Regions from separate parts of the Homo sapiens genome. Here all the other regions are linked to region 2. Evidence: read pairs that join two places in POLR2A ChIA-PET (ENCODE). Cell type or tissue: OCI-LY7. All regions are shown on one strand. Links, peaks and the distances in the headings refer to the core of each region. The heading gives the core; the rest is flanking DNA. Region 1 has its middle 14 kb from the start of TMEM94. Region 2 overlaps LLGL2 (LLGL scribble cell polarity complex component 2). Region 3 overlaps TMEM94 (transmembrane protein 94).

The links. Peaks named below come from ENCODE experiments on the same cell type or tissue, not always from the same donor. Only the 100,000 strongest peaks of a DNase experiment are listed, where the experiment ranks them.
Region 1: POLR2A ChIA-PET joins it to region 2 with 5 read pairs; 11 of 35 experiments call an interaction of 5 or more read pairs at or near these places.
Region 3: POLR2A ChIA-PET joins it to region 2 with 5 read pairs; 4 of 35 experiments call an interaction of 5 or more read pairs at or near these places.

What each region holds. Positions count from the first base shown.
Region 1 is chr17:75,438,667-75,446,306 of GRCh38, reverse strand. No RefSeq gene overlaps it. Among named protein-coding and RNA genes, the nearest start is that of TMEM94, 14 kb to the left of the region's middle. In OCI-LY7, for the core only: no CTCF peak of the experiment used is centred there; no DNase peak of the experiment used is centred there.
Region 2 is chr17:75,566,399-75,574,038 of GRCh38, reverse strand. It overlaps LLGL2 (LLGL scribble cell polarity complex component 2), which reads right to left. Exons shown (of 26, transcript NM_001031803.2): 11 at 5,346-5,563; 12 at 5,200-5,267; 13 at 4,908-5,061; 14 at 4,714-4,818; 15 at 3,784-4,076; 16 at 3,541-3,691; 17 at 2,939-3,089; 18 at 2,256-2,372; 19 at 1,975-2,141; 20 at 761-1,025; 21 at 408-558; 22 at 59-87. Among named protein-coding and RNA genes, the nearest start is that of MYO15B, 18 kb to the left of the region's middle. RefSeq lists enhancers at 2,500-2,669, 2,780-2,909, 7,001-7,150. In OCI-LY7, for the core only: no CTCF peak of the experiment used is centred there; a DNase peak (open chromatin) is centred at 2,648; H3K4me3 peaks cover 815 bases; H3K27ac peaks cover 1,316 bases.
Region 3 is chr17:75,482,250-75,489,889 of GRCh38, reverse strand. TMEM94 (transmembrane protein 94) reads right to left here. Exons shown (of 32, transcript NM_014738.6): 3 at 4,343-4,462; 4 at 3,892-4,019; 5 at 3,464-3,600; 6 at 1,756-1,958; 7 at 980-1,131; 8 at 522-624; 9 at 228-314. Among named protein-coding and RNA genes, the nearest start is that of MIR6785, 12 kb to the left of the region's middle. RefSeq lists an enhancer at 1,774-1,823. In OCI-LY7, for the core only: a CTCF peak has its summit at 2,406 (motif pointing right); DNase peaks (open chromatin) are centred at 2,039 and 2,359; H3K4me3 peaks cover 867 bases; H3K27ac peaks cover 1,385 bases.

The DNA of each region.
Region 1 (7,640 bases), core at 947-5,946, 130 kb after region 2:
GAGTGCAATGGCACAATCTCGGCTCACTGCAACCTTTGCCTCCTGGGTTCAAGCGATTCTCCTGCCTCAGCCTCCCTAGTAGCTGGGATTACAGGTGCCCACCAGCACTCCCAGCTAATTTTTTGTATTTTTAGGAGAGACAGGGTTTCACTATGTTGCCCAGGCTGGTCTCGAACTCCTGACCTCAGGTGATCCACCCACCTCAGCCTCCCAAAGTGCTGGGATTACAGGGCGTGAGTCACCATGCCCAGCTGCTTTTTTTTTTTTTTTTTTTTAAATGGAGTCTTGCTCTGTTGCTCAGGCTGGAGTGCAGTGGTGTGATCTAGGCTCACTGCAACCTCTGCCTTCCTGGTTCAAGAAATCCTCCCACCTCAGTCTCCCAAGTAGCTGGGATCACAGGCGTGCGCCACCACACCTGGCTAATTTTGTATTTTTAGTAGAGCAAGTTCTGTGGGTTCTAACTCCAATTTGCTGTGTTGGCCAGGCTGGTCTAAAACTCCTGACCTCGAGAGATCCTCCCGCCTCGACCTCCCAAAGTGCTGGGATTACAGGCGTGAGCCACCACACCCAGCATGCATTTTAAAAATGAACCAAAAATTTAGAATTGGAAGAGAAAGAGAGGAGAGAGCAGAGAGGAAGGCTGAGCCATGTGTAAGGAAGCTGGAGCCTGAACGGTGGAAATGGCAGAGGACTTTTGGAGAAAAAACACTGACACTGAATTGAAAGCTGCTCACGTTTCTACGATGTAAATCCCTGCATCTTCCCAACTGTCCTACAGAGATCTCTACATGTATAGAAACCTTGTGTGAGCAGTTGGTTTAGTGACAAGTGGCAAGGGTATGTTTCACATCTCAGTCTGTGCTCTTGGATAAGGAACTACACCCATGGGATGGGGGGAGAGTCCCTCAAGTAAACCAGTTCATGGGAACCAGAAGCAACCATGAGAACATATGATCCTATGATCCTGCAAAGAAGTCTTCTTTTTTTTTTTTTTTTTTTTCTGAGACAGAGTCTCGCTCTGTTGCCCAGGTTGGAGTGCAATGGTGTGATCTCGGCTCACTGCAACCTCCGCCTCCCAGGTTCAAGCAATTCTCCTGCCTCAGTTTCCTGAATAGGGGGCATTACAGGCGCCTGCCACCACACCTGGCTAATTTTTGTATTTTTAGTAAAGATGGGGTTTCACCACGTTGGTCAGGCTGATCTCGAATTCCTGACCTCAGTGATCCACCCACCTTGTCCTACAAAAGTTCTGGAATTACAGGCGTGAGCCACTGCGTCCGGCCTCAAAGAAGTCTTTCGAACAGGGTTTAAGTAACAGTGTCTAGATCTATAAGGGCCAAAGAAGCCCCCTGCTGTACCTAAACAATATTTATATAGCTGCCTCTGGGGTTCTCTAAAACTGAGTTGGGGCCAGGCGAGGTGGCTCACGCCTGTAATCCCAGCACTTTGGGAGGCCGAGGCCGGAGGATCACGAGGTCAGGAGATTGAGACCATCCTGGCTAACACAGTGAAACCCCGTCTCTACTAAAAATACAAAAAAAATTGGCCGGGTGTTGTGGCGGGTGCCTGCAGTCCCAGCTACTTGGGAAGCTGAGGCAGGAGAATGGCATGAACCCGGGAGGCGGAGCTTGCAGTGAGCCAAGATCACACCACTGCACTCCAGCCTGGGCTACAGAGCAAGACTCCGTCTCAAAAAATAATAAAAAACTGAGTTGCTTCAATATGGGAGGTACGCTAATGGGAGGAGGTAGCTGGGTTCCTCCCAGTCCAGTAGAACACTGGCTCATCTACAGAGGGAGACACATTGTTTGAAACAGGATGGAGAGTATTGGAGAGGCAGTCAAACATCGCGCAGAGAAGCACTCTTTGTCAGTGAATGGTCAGGGCCTTGTAGGGTAACAAGACATGCTTCCTGAAACAGTTAGAGCTATTTTTGGCCCACCCTTCTCCATCTTAGAAATACTTTTTTCTGAGAGGCTGAGGCAGGAAGATTGCTCGAGGGCAGGAGTTGGAGGCCTCAGTGAGCTATGACAGCTTCAATACACTCTAGCCAAGACAACAGAGTAAGACACTGTCTTTAAAAATAACAAACAGCCGGGCATGGTGCCGGTAATCCCAGCCGCCTCCCCTTGGCAGGAAACGGCACCGCCGAATATCCAGTTGCTTCAGCCAAAACCTGGCATGTTTGATTTCTTCCCTTGCCTCCCTTACCATATTCATCTGTCAGCAAGTTCTGTGGGTTCTAACTCCAATTATAACCCTAATATGTCCGCTTCTGTCATTTCCAACTCTACAACCTGGGTCCCGGCCATCATCAACACCTGTTGTACTAGTTTAATAGCTCCTAACACCAGGTGTGGTGGCTCACACCTGTAATCCCAGCACTTTGGGAAGCCAAAGTGGGCGGATCACGAGGCCAAGAGATCGAGACCATCCTGGCCAACATGGTGAAACCCCGTCTCTACTAAAAATCCAAAAATTAGCTGGGCGTGGTGGCATGTGCCTGTAGTGCCAGCTACTCAGGAAGCTGAGGCAGGAGAATCACTTGAACCCGGGAGGCAGAGGTTGCAGTGAGCCAAGATCATGCCACTGCACTCCAGCCTGGGCGATAGAGGGAGACTCTGTCTCAAAATCAAAAACAAAAAAAAAAAAAACAAAGGCTGGGCTCAGTGGCTCATGTCTGTAATCCCAGCACTTTGGTAGGCCAAGGCGGGTGGATCATGAAGTTAGGAGTTCAAGACCAGCCTGGCTGAGATGGTGAAACCCCATCTCTACTAAAAATACAAAAATTAGCCAGGCGTGGTGGTGGGCGCCTGTAATCCCAGCTACTCAGGAGGCTGAGGCAGGAGAATCACTTGAACCCGGGAGCTGGAGGTTGCAGTGAGCCGAGATTGTGCCACTGCACTCCAGCCTGGGCGACAGAGCAAGACTCCATCTCAAAAAAAAAAAAAAAAAAAAAGCTCCGGCTGGGCGTGGTTGCTCACACCTGTAATCCCAGCACTTTGCGAGGCCGAGGCGGGTGGATCACGAGGTCAGGAGATGGAGACCATCCTGGCTAACATGGTGAAACCCCGTCTCTACTAAAAATACAAAAAATTAGCTGGGCGTGCTCGCAGGCGCCTGTAGTCCCAGCTACTCTGGAGGCTGAGGCAGGAGAATGGTGTGAACCCGAGAGGCAGAGTTTGCAGTGAGTCAAGATCGCGCCACTGCACTCCAGCCTGGGTGACAGAGTGAAACTCTGTCTCAAAAAAAAAGCTCCTAACTAGACCCCTGCTTCTTCTCTAGCTCCCTATTATTCAGATTCCACCCAGTAGCCAGAAGGTCTTTCCACACCAGAAGTCAGGTCATGACCCTCCTCTGCATGAACTCCTTAAATGGCATTCCATCATACTTAGACTAAAATCCCAAGTCCTTATGGTATATTGGTAGTCTATTACTGCATAATAAATTGGCCTGGAATTTGGTGCCGTAAACAATACAAATCTGGGCCAGGCGTGATGGCTCATGCCTGTAAACCCAGCACTTTGGGAGGCTGAGGCAGATGGATTATCTGAGGTCAGGAGTTCCAGACCACCTTGGCAAACATGATGAAACCCTGTCTCTACAAAAACTACAACAATTAGCTGGGCATGGTGGCACATGCCTGTAGTCCCAGCTACTTGGGAGGTTGAAGTTGGAGGATCATTTGGGCCCAGGAGGTGGAAGTTACAGTGAACCTAGATTGCGCCACTGCATTCCAGCCTGGGTGACAGAGCGAGACCCTGTCTCAAAAAAAATAAGTAAATAAATACATGTATCTTTGTTTCCTGACTTACAGGAAAAGCAAAGGAAAAAAAATTTAAAGAGAGAGAGTTTAAAAAAAACAATACACATCTATTATCTCAGACAGTTTCTGTGGGTCAGGAATCTGGGAGCAGCTCTGATGGCTAATCCTGGCTCTGGGGTCATGAGGTTAAAGTCAAGATCTCAGCCAGGGCTGCAGTCATTGGAAGGCTTGGCTGGGGCTAGGACACCCAAGGTGCCTCACTCACATGAAAAGTTAATGCTGGGTGTTGACAGGAGGCCTCAGTTCCCATGATGTGGACTCTCCACTGGGCTGTTTGAGTGTCCTCAGGACATGGCTTCTGGCTTCCCCCAGAGCAAATGATCCAAGCAAGAACAAGGAGGAGGCCTCAATGTCTCTTAGGATCTATCCCTGGAAGTCACAACCCATCATTTCTCTCTTTTTTTTTTTCTGAGACGGGGTCTCGCTCTGTCGCCCAGGCTGGAGTTCCCGGCTCACTGCAAGCTCCGCCTCCTGGGTTCATGCCATTCTCCTGCCTCAGCCTCCCGAGTAGCTGGGACTACAGGCACCCGCCACCACACCTGGACAATTTTTTTGTATTTTTAGTAGAGACGGGGTTTCACTGTTAGCCAGGATGGTCTCAATCTCCTGACCTCGTGATCTGCCCACCTGGGCCTCCCAAAGTGCTGGGATTACAGGCGTGAGCCACCATGCCCGGCCACACCCCATCATTTCTCTAATATCCTATCGGACACAGGATAGCCCTGTTCAATGTGGAGGGGGACCACACAGGGAGTTAACACCAAGAGGCAGGGATTGGCTGGACATGGTGGCTCATGCCTGTAATCCCAGCACTTTGGGAGGCCGAGGCGGGCGGATCACTTGAGATCAGGAGTTCGAGACCAGCCTGGCCAACATAGTGAAACCCCGTCTCTAATAAAAATACAAAAATTAGCTGGGTGGTAGTGTCGCGCACCTGTATTCCCAGCTACTTGGGAAGCTGAGGCAGGAGAATCGCTTGAAGCTGGGAGGCAGAGGTTGCAGTGAGCCGAGATTGCTCCACTGCACGCTAGCCTGGGTGACAGAGTGAGATTCTGTCTTCAAAAAACAAATAAATTAATAAAATAAGGCAGGGCTCACCGGAGGCCCTCGTGGAGTCAGCTGTCACATATGACCTGCAGGCTTTTCCTATGTTTTCATCCTTGCTTCCCACCACTCCTTGCCTCCAAGCTCAACACATTCCAGCCACACTGGCCTTCTCTCTTTTCCTGCCACATACCTGGTGCATTCCTTCTTCAGGACCTTTGCAGCAGCTATTCCCACAGCCAGAATGCCCTTCTCCAGGACATTTTCAGGATCAGAATGTCCCCTTCTCTGAGGGGACTCCCTCGACTCTCAACCTAACGTGCTCCCCGGTTTCCATCCTGCTTTTTGTTTTTTCGGAATATTGATCTCCGCCTGCTCCATTTTTTTGTTTGTTTATTTGTTCATTTTCAGTCTTCCTCTACTAAGATAAAAGCTTCATACGAGCAGGAAATTGTGTCTATTTTGGTCATTGTTGTTTTCCCAGCACTAAGAGCAGTGCCTGGCACATATTCATATAACTGACAGATGAGAGAATGAAGGGCTTTCCAAGGTCTGATGCAGTATCCCACAAGGACGTCCACGTACTTCTGACTTTGTGCTTTCTAAGCATTCTTTTGACTCAGCTTTTTGAGGGCCTTAAAACCAGCTAAGGGGTGTCCTAGGAGACACATATCAGTAATGATAATAATATCAGTAATAGTTAACCATTATGTAGGGCTTACTATGTACTACACACTGTTCTAAGTGCTTTATATAATAACTATCATCTCCATTTCAGAGATGAAAAAACTGAGGCCAGAGTCTTTTTTTTTAACCCTTTTCCTGTTTAGTAGAAAAAAGTGCAGCTCGCTGCCAGCCCTGATTTAATTCTACATAAACATGCTCTTTGAGGCTGAAGGAAATCTGATTGATTTTTTTTTTTTTTTTTTTGAGATGGAGTCTAGCTCTGTCACCCAGGCTGGAGTGCAGTGGCGCAATCTCGGCTCACTGCAACCTCCGCCTGCCAGGTTCAAGCGATTTTCCTGCCTCAGCCTCCCGAGTAGCTGGGATTACAGGCACCCGCCACCATGCCCAGCTGATTTTTGTATTTTTAGTAGAGAGGGAGTTTCACTACGTTGGCCAGGCTGTTCTTGAACTCCTGAACTTGTGATCTGCCTGCCTCGGCCTCCCAAAGTGCTGGGATTACAAGCGTGAGCCACCGTGCCCAGCCATCTGATTGATTTTCAATGTGAAAATAAAATATAAAAACTGTTCTTGGATTTATTTCTAAACAGAACTAATATCAGAACTGTCTGAATCATCCAAATCATCTATTTCAGAAAAATCAAATTCATCAAATGAATCTTTGGCCAACAACTGTTTGAGAACATGTTAACATCACTTGTAGGAATGCTATGTTTTCTAGGATTTGACATTTTCAGCGATCGAGGATTACTTTTTTTTTTTTTGAGATGGAGTTTCGCTCTTGTTGCCCGGGCTGGAGTGCAATGGTGCAATCTCAGCTTACCGCAACCTCCGCCTCCCAGGTTCAAGCGATTCTCCTGCCTCAGCCTCCCAAGTAGCTGGGATTACAGGCATGTGCCACCACGCCAGGCTAATTTTGTATTTTTAGTAGAGATGGGTTTTTTCCATGTTGGTCAGGCTGGTCTCGAACTCCCGACCTCAGGTGATCCGCCCACCTCAGCCTCCCAAAGTGCTGGGATTACAGGCATGAGCCACCGCGCCCGGCCAAGGATTACTATATTTTGTAGATGGAAATACCACTACTAAAACTAGAATGCTGTAAATAGAATGATGTCTTTTGTTTCTAATGTCAATATACTAGAGTGATATGAAAATAATAATAAAAATGAGATATTTCATTGCAACATTATCTCAGGGTAAACACTACAGCCGCAAGCATCAACAAGTATTCTCTGGGCAAACAGGAAAAGGGTTAAACAGCTTTGTTGAAATACAATCCACATACCATACAACTCACCCATTTAAAGTGTGCCAGTCTGGCCAGGTGCAGTGGCTCACATCTGTAATCCTAGCACTTTAGTAGGCCAAGGTGGGTGGATCGCATGAACTCAGGGGTTCAAGACCAGCCTGAGCAACATGGCAAAACCCCATCTCTACCAAAAATACCAAAAAACTAGCCAGGCATTGTGGTACACGCCTGAAGTCCCGGCTATTGGGAGGCTGAGGTGGGAGGATCGCTTGAGCCTGGGAGGCACAGGTGGCAGTGAGCCAAGGTTGTGCCACTGCACCCCGTCTCAAATAAAATAAAATAAAGTATACCAGTCAATGACACTTAGAATATTCACAAAATTGGGTAACCATCACCACAACCAATTTTAGAATGTTTGTGTCACCTCAAAAAAGAAACCCTGCACCCCTGAGCAGTCATTTCTATTTCCCCGTCACTGCCTCCCCCAGCCCAGGCCATCACTAGTCTACTTTCTGTCTTTGTGGATGTTTCTATTTATTTATTTATTTTTTTTTTTGAGACGGAGTTTCGTTCTTCTTGCCCATGCTGGAGTGCAATGGCGCAATCTCGGCTCACTGCAACCTCTGCCTCCCAGGTTCAAGCAATCCTCCTGCCTCAGCCTCCCAAGTAGCTGAGATTACAGGCATCCGCCACCATGCCTGGCTAATTTTTTGTATTTAGTAGAGACAGGGTTTTGCCATGTTGGTGAGGCTGGTCTCGAACTCCTGACCTCAGGTGATTCGCCTACCTCGGCCTCCCAAAGTGCTGGGATTACAGGCGTGAGATACCGTGCCCGGC
Region 2 (7,640 bases), core at 588-5,587:
CCCCAGGTCTGGGCCGGGTGTGGCCCAGGTGTGCATGAGCCCAGGAGGCCTGTCTTACCCTCGCCATCACTCTGAGTCCCTGAGTTCCTGTGGGGGAAGAGACAGTGAGGACCAGGGCCCCCGGGCTCCCTGCCCGGCTCTGAGAGCCCTGGTCCCATGAAGAACAAGTCAATGGCGCAGCCTGTCCTGAGCCGGAGAGCCTGGGAGGTAAACTGAGTCCTGCCCTGGACTGCCAGCTTGCACAGGGGCAAGGGGCACGCAAAGAGGCAAGGAGAGCCGGAGCCTGGGAGGGTGGGCTGAGCTCGTGGGGAGGTGCCTCCAGCCAGGCAGCAGTGGGAGCCTCGGTATCTCAGAGAGGGCAGGGAGGGGCGGGAGGGGCGGGAGAGGCCTCTGGCCCTTTCACTCACCTGGCTCGGCTCGGGGCCTTCTTGGGGCCCGCACCGTTACCAGGGCGGTGGTTCTTGGTTTCTGCTGAATCCACCAGACACCGGGGCTCCACCAGCCACTTGGTGGAGAGAGAGAAGCGCTCAAACTCCGAGGGTGAGATCAGGTAGAAGCCTGGGGAGTGGGGGCAATGCTAGCGGCCTGGCCTGGCGGCTGCCAAGGCTGCCTCCCCACCTGGGGGAGTAGGGGCTAGTGCTCCCTCGCAGTTCTCCGCTTAAGGCCCATCCAGTCTGGCCGTGGCCACAACACCCCTGGCCACCCTTCCCGTCCGTGCAGTGCCCGGGGCCCCGACACCCACCCAGCCCGGCTCAAACACCTTGGCCATATTTGGTGAAGACGCAGGAGGCGATGCCACTGACGTCCTCCCGGCGGATGCAGCTGTAGCGCACCTGGGGCTTGAGCAGGGGCAGCGAGACCACCTGGATGTCGCCCAGGTTGGTAAGGACTGCCAGGTGGTGCTCCCCGTAGTCCTCGGCTCGACGACTGCCGAAGTGGGCCACGCTGACCCGCCGCACTCTTGAGCCCTCCAGGGCCGTCAGCTTCAACTTCAGCTTGGCACTCACCTTGGGCAGCGTGAACACCTGGGGGCGTGGGGTGGTTGTTCATGCCCATGGCCAAACCAGTTCTCCTGCCCTGTGCTGCTGCTGCTGGGCCCTCCCCTCCCCACATGCCTCCCGGTGTCCTGACAAACCCTTGGCTCTCAGATGCACAGACATGGCCTGGGAGGATGCCGAGGTCACCGACTTCCCTATCTGGATTTTTTTTTTTTTCCTCCGAGATGGAGTCTTGCTCTGTCGCCCAGGCTGGAGTACAGTGGTGTGATCTCGGCTCACTGCAACCTCCGCCTCAGGCAATTCTTCTGCCTCAGCCTCCCGAGTAGAGCTGGGATTACAGGCGTCCACCACCATGCTGGTTTTTTTTTTTTTTTTTGAGACGGAATCTCGCTCTGTCGCCCAGGCTGGAGGGCAGTGGCACAATCTCGGCTCACTGCAAGCTCCGCCTCCTGGGTTCACGCCATTCTCCTGCCTCAGCCTCCTGAGTAGCTGGGACTACAGGTGCCCGCCACCACGCCTAACTAATTTTTTTGCATTTGTTTGTAGAGACGGGGTTTCACCGTGTTAGCCAGGATGGTCTCGATCTCCTGACCTTGTGATCTGCCCGCCTCGGCCTCCCAAAGTGCTGGGATTACAGGCATGAGCCACCGCGCCTGGCCCATGCCGGGCTATTTTTTTTTGTATTTTTAGTAGTCAGGGTTTCACCATATTGGCCAGGCTGATCTCGAACTCCTGCCCTTGTGATCTGGCCTCCCAAAGTGCTGGCATTACAGGCATGAGTCACCGCGCCTGGCCCCCTGTCCTGCCTCAGTGTCCTCACACGAGACTCCCCCCTCACTTATTTCCTGTACTTCTGCAGCCCCTCAGACACCAACTGCAAACAAGACTGAGTCCCAGCCATCATTTTTGCCCAAGGTCCGAGCCTCCTGGATGTCCCGGGGAGTCCCAGGGAGACCCGCCGCTGCCCGTGTGGCACCTTGAACTGCTCCTCTGATACGACGAGCAGCTGGTGGCTTCCCTGCATGTCAGGGCTCTTCGACAGATCATGGGCCACTTCGAGGGGCTCGGGAAGGGGTACGCTGTGTCCGTCGAGCACCAGGATGCCCACCACCGGCGCCCGGTGCATCAGCTGGATCTCCTTGGCTAGGGGGAGGAGGTGGGTGTTGGGGCTGGTGAGGGGGTGGCAGGGCTGGAGCCACTCCCTGGACCCAGCCCAGGCAGCCCGAGCACCCTCTGCTCTCCCTGCCCAGCACTCACCCTGCTCTGCCCGCACAGGCTCATCCATTCTCCGCTCGGCGGGAGGCACACGCAGGGAGAAGGCATAGATGGTGCCCCCATTGGTGCCAGCCCACAGCGAGGGGCAGTGCCGGGAGCCTGCCGAGAAGCCATGTTTGGGTGTCTGACCCTTAGCGTGGGAGTCGGGTGGAGCTGGGCAACCAGGGTTTACTCCCAGGTTTTCCCTCCTGGGAGAGGCTGGAAGGCTCTCTGACAACCACACAGGCCCCAACATAGAAGACCCCAATCCCAGGTCAGCTCAGCCCTTGCTGTGATACAGCAGGGGAGAACCAGCCAGGGAGAGACACGTCATCTGGAGACCAGCAGGCTCTGCTGTCCCCGATCGTCACAGCTGCTCTAGGAGGAAGCTGTCACTTCCTCATTTACAGAGAAGCAAGCTGAGGCCCTGAAAGGCTAAGTGATGGGTCTGAGGCCATGCTTCTAAAGGGTGCTACGGCCTGGATATAAAGCCAAGGGAAGCTGACTCAGAGGCTGAGGCAGGGGAGGGGAGTAAGCAGGCAGGGGCTGCAGTCTGCCCCTGCTCACAAGGGGAAACCTCTTAGCTCCTACCAGCCAGGCAGGCAGCAGCCCCCGGCATGCCCCCAGGTCAGGGGGTGTCTGCTGCCCACTACCCCCTGCCCCCCAACCCCAGGCTGGCCACTCACTGTCCTTCAGGTAGGTGTCAGCAAAGTACAGGGTCCGGACGAAGCCTGTGAAGGAGTCCTCTGCCGAGCGAGCCTCGATCTTGCGCTGCACAGGCGCCAGCTCCATGTTCTGGAGGCCTGGCCGCTCAGCCTTGGCACTCCCCTCCTGTGCCTGCAAGGGGTGGGCCAGCCTAAGGGTCAGCTCTGGACTCCCCTCCCCAGGAACAGTGCTTCGCTCAGTGCTGATCCTTGCATCGGAAGGCAGGCCACAGCCATGCCAGCCACCTGCCAGGCCTGCGTCTAGAGGGACCCTTGTCCAAGAGGGAGGTGCCCTTGGGGGAGCCTGCCTGGGCCCCCAGCATGTTGTAGAGAGAAAAAGGAAATCACTAACGTTTACTGGGGATTACTTCTAGGATAAGCATTACAGTTACTGCCTTTCTGCTCAGGAAGCTGAGGCAGAGAGAAGCAGCGTGACCTGTCTGAGGTCACACAATGCGACCTGGACCCTGAATCTTGTTTGTAGCCTAGCAAGCCTGGGGAGCAGGGGCCGTGTGGCCCCCCTGCTGGCTGCTCTGAGCCGAACCTGGGTGCGTGGCCGGCCGCAGCCTCACCTCAGGCCTCACCTCTCCTGGGGGGCCAGCCGGGTGCCGCTTCCGGCTGGACACCCGGCTCCGACGCATCCGGCGGAATGACTGACGCAAGGACTTCTTGAGGGACTTGACGCGGGAGAGTGGGCCCTCCAAGGCCAGCTGGTCACTGGGGTGCAGTGTGCACCTTGGGGGGATGGCAGGCTGTCAGTGCTGCTAGGTCCTGGGAGTCCTCGCGGGCCCCACTCCCAGCCCCGGGACCCAGCCGCCCCTGCTCACTTAACAAAGACCTGCCGCCGCTGCTGGTGGTCAAAGAGGCCAAAGCCATGGCTGGTGCCGAAGGCCACGAGCCGCCACTCAGAGTGCAGGGCCAAGGAGGTGACCACAGCCGGGGGCTGACACTGCACCAACACGAAGGGCTGAAAGCCAGGCTCAAAGCGCACGGGCCCTGAGCGGGCTGCCAGGCGCTCGTGCCCCTTCCAGCGGTAGCCCTCTTGGTCCTGCAGCAGGTCGGCCTCCACCTGCTCCACAGCCTGCTCCGCTGCCTCGTCATTCAGTTCCAGTACCAGCACCTGCGCAGGGTGGCAGGTGGCTCAGCAAGCCCTCAGCAAAGGGACGGCAGGGCCGCAGGATGCTACTAGTGGGGACAGCAAAGGAGCTGGGCCCAAGGCTCAAGGAAGGACAAAGGCCTCTGTCCAACCCCAGCTCTCCTGCATTTTTTTTTTTTTTTTTTGAGACAAGTCTTGCTCTGTTGCCCAGGCTGGAGCGCAGTGGCACAATCTCGGCTCACTGCAACCTCTGCCTCCCAGGTTCAAGTGATTCTCTTGTCTCGGCCTTCCAGTAGCTGGGATTACAGGCACGAGCCACAAATGCCTGGCTAATTTTTATATTTTTAGTAGAGATGGGGTTTCACCATGTTGGCCAGGCTGGTCTCGAACTCCTGACCTCAGGTGATCCGCCTGCCTTGGTCTCCCAAAGTGCTGGGATTACAGGCATGAGCCACCGTGCCCGGCCCAGCCCTTAATTCCGATTTCTGGAGAAGAAACAACCATCCCAGGGACCTCCCGCCAAGGGGATCAAGCCACCTCCATCCACCGGAAAAGCAAAGGACACAGAATGTGCGTTAGGCAGGTGGTTGGCTCCTGTCCCTGCTGTCCCCAGTCATCGACCACTCCTCCCCAGCTCCCCCTCCCCAGCCCAGCCTGCTACCTGCCCTGCCGTGCCTGCCACAGCCAGGTAGCCGCTGTACTTGCAGAGGAAGATCTTCTGGATGCCCAGCCGGGGGTCATCACTGTAGGGGTCAAAGGAGCCCACCTGGAGAAGGGGAGGGGCCCTGTGAGCAGCCACGGGGACAGGACCCAGCTGGCCTCTGCCCTTCCTGGGTCCCAGGCTCCTGGCCTCACCTTGCGGAGTGGGGGCCACTCGTCCTCGCCCTGGGCACTGAAGTTCTCGTTGGGGTCCGTGTCGGTGAGGAACACGCGCACAGTGCTGAGTTTGTAGAGCAGCCGCAGGCAGACACCCGAGGCATCCCAGAACCGCACCGTGCCGTCCTCGTGCCTGTGGGCAGAACCCACCTGCCAGGCGTGAGAGGGATGCCAGCCGGGATGCCCAGGGGCTGGCTCGTCCACCTCAGGGCTCTGCTCCCACCCCACATATCCTACTGGGAAGAGGTGGGGTAGCATCAAAGTACCCTACCCTGTGAGCAGCAGGTCCCTCTGGGGTGGGGCTGGGGTCAGGCTGGTGCCACCATCAATTGGCCACTCCTAGAAAAAGAGACCAAGAAGTCCATGGGAGAGTTTGGCTTGCGGTGGGGCTGGGGCTGGGGCCAGGGCCAGACCTACCATGGTGGAGAAGTGTGCGTTCTGCCGGCTGCCGGCGGCAATGATCCGCTCCCACAGCTTCAGCGGGATGTTGGAGACGTGGTGAGAGCAGGTGATGGCGGAACAGTGCAGAGAAGCCAGGTAGGGCAGCTGGACCGGTGGCCAGCCTGCTGTCTGCAGGTCAATCACCACCAGCTCCTCCTCAGCCAGCACCACCAGGGCATAGGGGTCGTCAAAGGCTGGGGTACAGGGCAAGGGTCAGGGGCCGGGGCCAGGAGGAAGCAGCCCAGCTCTGTGGAATCAGAAGCTCCAGGGTTGGAGCCAGGGCATCTGCAGATCCAGAAAGCCCTGTTCTTGGCTGCTTGAGCAAAGCCTTTCCATCTCCAGGAGGGCAGCAGGTGTGGGCAGTAGCCCTGGCTCTGCATGCAAGGCTGCTGAGAGCTCCCTGGCACAGGGCTCCTGGGGGGATACACCTGGCTGGAAGGCAGGGTCCCAACCAGGATAGGCACCCCAGAGGCATGCAGCTGTGCCTGCCAACCCTCTTCCCTGGTTTCTCCTCCATGGGGCCTGCTCTCCCTGCTCAGATGCACCTGTCAAGCCTCTCCCCACAGGCAGCAGCACGCGTGGTCTTCAGCACACCAGTTGCTAGGGGTGGCATTTTCTTTACTGCACACAATCACATCACCTCACTCAGGCCTGGACCCAGCTAGTGCTCAATAAATGTGCGCTGGATGATTAAACCATTTGTCTTTTTTTTTTTTTTTCTTTTCTCGAGACAGGGTTTCACACTCTGTCGCCCAGGCTGGAGTACAGTGGTGTGATCTCGGCTCATTGCAACCTCCACCTCCAGGTTCAAGCGATCCTCCTGCCTCAGGCTCCCAAGTAGCTGGGATTACAGGTGTGAGCCACGATACCCAGCTAACTTTTGTATTTTTGGTAGAGACAGGGTTTCGCCATGTTGCTCAGGCTGGTGTTGAACTCCTGGGCTCAAGTGATCTTCCCACCTTGGCCTCCCAAAATGCTGGGATTACAGGCATGAGCCACTGTGCCCAGTCTTTTTTTTCTCTTTTTTTTTTGAGATGGAGTCTTGCTCTGTCACCCAGGCTGGAGTGTAGTGGTGCGATCTCAGCTCACTGCAACCTCCGCCTCCCGGGTTCAAGCGATTCTCCTGCCTCAGCTTCCCAAGTAGCTGGGATTACAGGCACTCACCACCACGCCTGGCTAATTTTTGTTTTTCTTTTTTATTTTTTGAGACGGAGTTTCGCTCTTGTTGCCCAGGCTGGAGTGCAATGGCATGATCTCGGCTCACTGCAACCTCTGCCTCCCGGGTTCAAGAGATTCTCCTGCCTCAGCCTCTCGAGTAGCTGGGATTACAGGCACATACCACCAATGCCTGGCTAATTTTTTATTTTTAGTAGAGACAGGGTTTCACCATGTTGGCCAGGCTAGTCTCGAACCCCTAACCTCAGGTGATCTGCCATCCTTGGCCTCCCAAAGTGCTAGGATTACAGCTGAGCCACTGCCCCTGGCTGACGCTGCCTCTTTGAAGTGCTTGTCTTCCCTGCTACTCTGGGGTCTGCTGCCCGCTGGCTGCTCCCAGGTGTTCTTTGCCAGATCCCCACCAAACTTCATGCCTCCAAGGCTTGAGGGTGCCCGGGCTCAGCTGTCCCATGGCTTCTCTTCTGTCTTCCTTACCACCTGGGCAGCCTCATCAGGGCCCCTGGTTTCACATCTCTTTTTTTCTTTAAACCTCAAAATCATTGAGCAGCCTTCACACATCTCTGCGTGGATGACTCCAAATGGACACCTTCCCGATCTCTCCTCTGAACTCCAGACCCATAAGCCCCAGTTGTCTACTCAGCATCTCCCTTATGGGTCTGGAGATCAGAGGAGACATTAAGTCCTCAGACTTGATCCCCGCCCAGCTGAGCTTGCTGCACCCTCTTGCCACTACCTTCTCCAGGATTCCTGGTGCTCCCAGCAAACCCTCACGTCATCCTTGACTGATCTCTCCTCCCCTCGTTTACCTCTCCCTAGACAAGGGGCCAAGAAATTACAGCCTGAGGACCAAATCTGGCCTCCTGCCTATTCCTGTCAATATGGCTGTCCTGGAACACGGATACGCCCCTTGTGTTGTCCATGGCTACATGTGCTCTGCAATGGCATTAGGCTGAGTAGCTGTGGGGAAGAAAGCCACCCAGCCCTTTATAGCAACAGTCTGTGAGCCCTGACCTGGCCCCTGAGCCAATGCTGAATGTTAGAAAAGACAGCGTAACCCCAGCCACCTCCTGCCAGTCCCATGGCCTGCACCGCAGC
Region 3 (7,640 bases), core at 156-5,155, 84 kb after region 2:
CCAGGATGGTCTCGATCTCTTGACCTCATGATCTGCCTGCCGTGGCCTCCCAAAGTGCTTGGATTACAGGCCTGAGTCCCCACGCCCAGCTGGAAAGAGGTGTTCTTAAGCTGAAGCGTGAGGGGACCTCTGGGCTGCAGAGAGGGAGGGACAGCCAGGGTACTAGGAGAAGAGCCAGCCCTGCGGGTCGGAGGGAAGCATGACAGAGAGGACAGGGTGGTCCTTGCCTGGAGCTGGAGGAGGGTGTACTGCCAGGAAGTGACCCCCGGGGCACTGAAGATGAAGCGCAGGGCATTGGTGATGAGGAAGCCGGCCTGTTGGGAACAGCAGAGGCACAGCCTTGACCCCGCCCCTCTAGAGGGACCCAGGCACTGCCGTTCCCCTTCCTTTGCTACTCCACAGGCTGGCTCACTCTGGGACCCTCTGCATTCACTCCCGCTCATGTGAGTGGCCCTGAGACCCCCCCGTGTCCAGCCCTCTCCTCTGCCCCATGCAGCCCCGCACAGCCCCGCCACACGCACCAGGACCACGGGCACAGCATAGTGTAGCATCACCGACTGCACTGTGAACCGCTCATTGTCCAGGGCAGTGACTGGTCGGGACAGGGCCATGTCCAGGCACCATCTGCAGAAAGAAGTGACTGTCAGTCTCACTTGGCAGAGAGGCTAGAAACCTACACCTTGGGAGGATTCTGGGCCTCTCTGCCAGATACCGCTTCTTCAAGCACCGTGAGTCCTGCAGTTCCACGCTCTGCCCTGGCCCTAGCCCGTGTTCACCTCCAGAGCTGTCCCCTCAGAGTAGAGACTGGGAGAGGGCACCACTCAGTCTAAGAATTCTCACAAGATGTTAAGGACAGGAGCCTAAGGAGATGCCTGCCCTCAAGAGAACCTCGAGATGAACGGGGCCCCTTCCTTGTCAGTCCCATTCCCCTCTTCACAGAAGACACCAGGGACAGGAGGAGGCGGGGCAGCACCCCTACCTGATGTTGTCAATCACAGGGGTCTCAAGGACACGGAAAAGCCGGTGCTGCTGGGGGCTCTGTGGCCCTCTCTCCACTTCTCCCCGGGGTGAGGGTGGAGGGGAGAAGGGGGGGAAGAGGTCTCCCGGCTCCAGGACGATGTGCTCGTCATCCTGCCGGCAGCAAGTGGGAGAGTGGGAACGAGAGGGTCCTATCAGAGGCCACTCTTCCTGGACAATTCATCTAAGTACAGACATTCGCTGGGGTTAGGAGCCATCAGTTAGCCCAGAGTCCACTGGGACAGGGCCTGTGGGACTAGACTTTTAGCGAGAATAAAGAACAGCACAGGGGGCCAGGCGTGGTGGCTCACACCTGTAATTCCAGCACTTTGGGAGGCCAAGGCAGGTGGATCACCTGAGGTCAGGAGTTCGAAACCAGCCTGGCCAACATGCCGAAACCCCATCTCTACCAAAAAATAAAAAATAAGCCAGTTGAGGTGTGGTGGCATGTGCCTGTAATCCCAGCTACTGGGGAGGCTGAGGTGGGAGAATCGCTTGAACCCAGGAGGCAGAGGCTTCAGTGAGTTGAGATCGTGCCACTGCACTCCAGCCTGGGCGACAGGGTGAGACCCTGTTTCAAAAAAAAGAACAGCAGGGTGGAGGAAGATGTTCCAGAGCCTCTGCCAAAAAGCCAGTAAGCTGGCCGGGAAGCTTCCGGATGAAGTCTGGGGACCCTCCCATCGTTGCCTGTGGATGTTCCCACCGCATTTCCAAGGGAGAAGGAAAGCCTCAAGCTACCTTGATCCCCCTCAGAGAAGCAAACGATTCCTGGCCAGGCCTCAAAGCTATGATGTCTCCTTCAACCAGCAGGCTGACTGGCAGGTTGACCAGGTGTCCGTCTCTGTAGGCCCAGTGCAAGGACCAGGATGGCGCAAAAGGCATGTGGAGGTCTGGATACATGGCACTGGGCCACTGGATCTCCCTGCCATCCCTGAGGGCATCTGAGGGGAATGGAAAGAGGGAAACAACCCTCTCAGCCACGGCCCTGCCCCCCAGTCAGATACAGCAGCACTTCCGGAAGCACTGTCTGCCCACTTCCTCTCCCAGGAGGTCTGCGTCAAACCCCTCCACTCGTTCCAACACTTCCCTGCTTTCAAGGATGCCTCCCTTATAAAGCCCTACCCGGCCACTCCAGCCCCAGAGCCTCTACCTCCTCTCAACACCTGGAGCTCTCGTTCTTTGTACCCCCATCCCATTCAGATACACTTCACAAACATTGCAGAGGGCCTGTGAGGGGTGCAAGGTGGAGACAACAACATAGCTCCTCAAGGAGCCACAACCCAGTGGGGCAGATGAGACATGTGGACAGATAACGCCAAACAAGGCAAACACGGCTAAGCATTAACAAAGATCCCTGTGCTGCAGGAGTCCAGAAGAGGGAGCAAACCGATTTGCTGGGGCGATCAGAGGTGGCTTCCTGAAAGAGGAAGCACTGGGGATGGGCCTGGAAGAATGGTTTTGTCAGCTGGAGATGAGTGAGGGAGAAGCTCACCAGCAGAGAACAGTGGAGAGAGGCACAGAGGCAGAGGCTGATACACAGTGGGCCTAGGACTGGTGAGTAGTTTCAGCATCAGAATGAGGAGGAAGAGAAGAGGCTGGAGAGGAAGGTGAGCCTGTGTTGGAGGCTCTGGGAGGCCACTCGTGCCTCTGGGATGGCTTCCATAAGCAAAAGGGAGCCACTGATGCTCCTGGGCAGGAGACTAAGCTCCGGAAAGCAGGGCCCATCTTTTGCCATCACCATTGCACTCCCAGTGCCTGGCACATGGTGGCAATTAACCATCTCAGAACGAAAGGACAAACTCACTTAGCATCTAAACGTCCACTGCCCAGGTCTGTTGGAGAAAGGTCTCATGAGTGGGTGCTGCTTCTCCCACAGCACCACATGCCCCTGGACAGCAGGAGCCACCGTCCCTCAAAAGAGCCTCAACAACCCTCAATCCGCAGCCAAGCTTCATAAACACCGCCTGAATGAAAGGCCAAGCAGAAATCCAAGCCACTCCCCTCCCTTTTGGAGCTGGGCTGCTCCATCTCAGGCTCCCGGCCCCTACCCCACCCCAATTCCTGCAGGTATGTCTGCCCACCTTCCCATGTCTCCCAGCACAGTACACCAGACAAGATGGACTTGAACGAGAAAACTTCAATCATCCTCCTGCCATGTGAGAGGACTTCCCTGTTGGTTTCCCAACGTGAGCCAGCCTGCAAGCCCACCTGCCACTGTTGGCCTTCCTGCCTGCCCAGCCCTCTGCCTGGGCACCCACCACCATCCCACAGCTCTCACTGCCCTGCTCAAAAGAGAGTGGGCATCCTTCTAACTCCCCAGATGACAAGAGCCCCTGCAATGCTGGCCACAGGCAACCCGTCTGTGCTGGGGTGCAGGAGGGGAGCCCTCAGGGCTCTGATATGTCCGGTCATCTTTTCCCACCAATATGCCTGCCCTTGACCTCACCTTGGATTTGGTCAATGATCCCTCGCAGCCTCCGCTCTACCTCCCGACGCTTCAGCCGGTCTTGCCGCCCGATGAGCACAAGGTTGAGAAGCAGTAACAGGAACAAGGCCGAGGCATTCACCAGCCCCACCCCACGGCTGGTGGGAGGAAAGAGAGGCCGCACCCACAGGGAGTGAGGGCTCGCCCACCCAGCAGCCCCCAGGCCACAGCTCCCCTTCCCACCCCAGTCCCTTGTGGAAAGACTGTCCCGTTCTGGTGCCCTGACACCAGCTAGGCCTCTGACCCCATTCAAGGGACTGAGGAGGTTCCCTTACATCCCAGGAGCAGCTTGGGGGTGACAGCCCCCAAGAGCCCTGGTCTGTCCCAGGTGCCGCGGCAGGATGGACAGCACAGCTGGAGAGGTTGGGGAGCAGCCCCTGGGCGCACACCTCCCGGCTGGCTGTCCCCCGCAGCAGCCCAGCAGCAGCAGCACGGCCAGTAGCATGAGTGAGGCCCCCGGCCAGTGGAAGCAGGAGCAGCGGTTACTGTGGTGGAGGAAGCTGCTTCTCCACACCTCCTGGGAAGTTCGGACAGGGAGGGGACAATGAGAGGCCTGTCCCACTCCAATCTGGCTGCCTCCCCCGGCACCCTTCCCAGCCCCCATGGCCGCCTTGGTCCCCTCTCTTTGACCTCGGCTGGGCTCCAGCCTGTTGGGCTCCTGCAGCAAGCAGGCTCAGGAGCCACTCTGAGGGGAACCTTGGCTTCTTTCTGATATTTCATGAGGCCTCAGTTGGGTCACACTGTCCAGGGTGACAGGGTACATCAGAGTCCTGAGAAGGGGCCTCCCACACTTCCCTGCCATCCCAGCCAGGCCCTGGTAGCCCCGAGAAGAAGCTTCACCTTCCACGTCAGACACTTCTTCCGCTCCCTGAGATGTCCTTCCAGCACTGCCTCCAGCTGCTCCTTCAGGACGCTGAGGGCCTTCCGCGTGGACAGGCCCAGGGCTGAGGGAGGCTCGCCCTGCAGGCAAGCAGGAGGCGCTGGGCGTCACTGCCAGGCCAAGGCTATGCAAGGCACGCGGGCCCCAACCCTCCCCTTCCCTGGCCCTTCATCCTTCCCCTCCTCTGGGATCCTCACATCTCTTCCCCTACCAGCTCTGGCCTCTCAAGGTGTGACCATGTCCATCTCCACCAAATTACAAACTGTTCAAGTGCACAGCCTCCTACCCTACTCTTTACAGCCAAATTAAAAAACAAAACAACTTTTTCTTTTATTCCATGTTCCCCAACTCACTTTCCCCACTGCCCCTGGCGAGCTCCCTGCCCACCCAGGCTGTGCTCACCACTGATCTCCCAATTTATTGCAAGGGGGCCAGTCTTTGATTGCATGGACAATTTTTTTTTTTTTTTTTAGATAGAGTCTTGCTTAGTCTCCTAGGCTGGAGTGCAGTGGCACGATCTCGGCTCACTGCAACCTCTGCCTCCCGGGTTCTGGTGATTCTCCCGCCTCAGCCTCCCGAGTAGCTGGGATTACAGGCACACACCACCATGTCGGGCTAATTTTTTGTACTTTTAGTGGAGACGAGGTTTCATCATGTTGGCCAGGCTGGTCTTGAACTCCTGACCTCAAGTGATCTGCCCGCCTTGGCCTCCCAAAGTGCTGGGATGACTGGCGTGAGCCACTGTGCCTGGCCTAAAATATATCTTTTTTTAAATGGAGAGAGGGAAACTAACATAGAGATGCTATCTTTTGGCCAGGCGTGGTGGCTCACACCTGTAATCCCAGCACTTTGGGAGGTGGAGGCAGGTGGATCACTCGAACCTAAGAGTTAAAGACTAGTCTGGGCAACATAGAGGAACCCCATCTGTACAAAAAATCAGAAAGAAAAAATTAGCTGGGCATAGTGGCATGCACCCAGCTACTCAGGAGGCTGAGGCAGGAGGATTGCTTGGGCTCAGGAGGTCAAGGTCGTAGTGAGCTGTGATTGTGCCACTGCACTCCAGCCTAAATGACAAAATGAGACCCTGTCTCAAAAAAACAACAACAAAAAAGAGATGCTAGCATTTCACTGTTCCTAGGAAAGACATGAAGGAAAAAAACCTTCCAGCTCTGTCAGGGAGGGAGGGAGGTTGGGAGGGAGGGAGGGAGGGACGGAAGAAAGGGGCAGGGAGGGAAAAAACCCACCATCTTCTATAACTACCATTTCATGAAAGAGAGGATATTGTAACACTGAAACATTAGGAAGGACATAACAGAAAAAAAGGCAGCTATTCCCAGGGCAGGACTGTGCAGAGGCACACTCCCATCTCACCAAGGATGAATGGGACAAGGTGTGGACAGTGTAGGCCCCGACGACGCAGGGACCAACCACATCATCTTAGGCGACCTTGTGGCCCAGCCTTTCCCTGTCAGGACTCCCCCATTCCTGGCTTCTCTCCTGTTTTCTCCGTTGACTCTGACTGTTCTTCCCCATCCGTCTACCCCATAGGCCACCTAGGACACGTTACCAACCTCTGTAGGTTTCCAGAGCAACCTCATCCACAGTCACAGAGTCACCTGCCACCAACAAGCCTACAACTCCTATTTTACTTCAAGTCTGACCGCTACCCTGAATGTGGACCCGTCTGCTGAACGGGCCTACAGCTGCTTCACAGGGACCTAGGAGTCAATGTGTCCAAAAACCTGAACTCGGGCCGAACTCACGCCTGTAATCCCAGCACTTTGGGAAGCTGAGATGGGTGCACTACTTGAGGTCAGGCATTTGAGACCAGCCTGGCCAGGCCAACATGGTGAAACCCCATCCCTACTAAAAATACAAAAATTAGCTGGGCATGGTGGTGCATGCATGTAATCCCAGCTGCTTGGGTGGCTGAGGCATGAGAATCACTTGAACCGGGAGGCAGAGGTTGCAGTGAGCCAAGATCACGCCACTGCACTCCAGCCTGGGTGACAGAGCTAGACTCTGTCTCAAAAAAAAAAAAAAAGAAAAGAAAAAAACTTGAACTTGCCACCTGGCTCTACTGCCAGAGTCACCTTTCCTCTCACAGTGACTGTCTCACCCAATCACCTCTAGAACATTCTTGACCCTGGCCTTATGCTTGCCCAAACTCCACCCCACACTGTCTCTAACTTTTCCAAACCCACTGGAACACCTTGGCCAGAGCAGGGCCTGCCTGGTTGGTCAAATGACCTATTTACCCTTAAAATCAAGTCCGATTCTTGTGTGTGCTCCTGGAGACCCTTCAGATGTGCCAGCCTCCCTGGCCTCCTTTCCTGCTCCTCCTGACACGAGCCGAGCCCCTTCAGCTCATGTTCACATACTTGATGTGTTTCCCAGCGAGAATCACGTGCCCCACCCCAGTCAACTCTTGCTTCTCCTTCAAGACTCAGCTCAAACATCACCTCCTCTGGGACATTTTCCCAAAACCCAGGGCTGCACTTCAGGGGAGGTTTACATGTCAATGGTGTCCTGGGCAACCTGGCCTGCAGCCTGCACCTTACAGAACTGTAATCACAGATTGACACAGCTGGCTCTCCCGCCAGACTGCAAATTCCTTAAAAACAGGCTCTGAATTCTTCCATTTCCACACACCCTCACCATCCAACTGCTGAGACAGTGCATGGCACACACAAGCTCAGTGAATACTTGCTGAATGAATGAATGAATAAATGAATGAATGAATGAATGCAATGATCCCAATGAAACAGCAACAGGAACAACCCGAGGCATTCCGCAGCTTAGTCAAGGCTTCACCTTAATCGGGACTGTCAGCCCAAAATCTTAGACACCACAGCTTTTAAAAATGTGGTGGATGTCTAGGCTCCACTCCGGACCTACTGAACCAAAATTTCTGGGGATGAAGGGAATTCCAGGTTATACATACATACATACATACATACATACATACATACATACATACATATATATATATTTTTAAATTGAGACAGGGTCTTGCTCTGCTGCCCAGGCTGGATGCAGTGGCGTGGGCATGGTTCGCTGCAGCTTACACCTCTCAGGCTCCAGCGATCTTCCTGCCTCAGCCTATGGAGTGGCTGGGACTACACTCAGCTAATTTTCTTTGCTTTTTTTTTTTTCTTTTTTGAGACAGAGTCTCGTTCTGTTGCCCAGGCTGGAGTGCAGTGGCGCAATCTCAGCTCACTGCAACTTCTGCCTCCTGGGTTCAAGAAATTCTCCTGC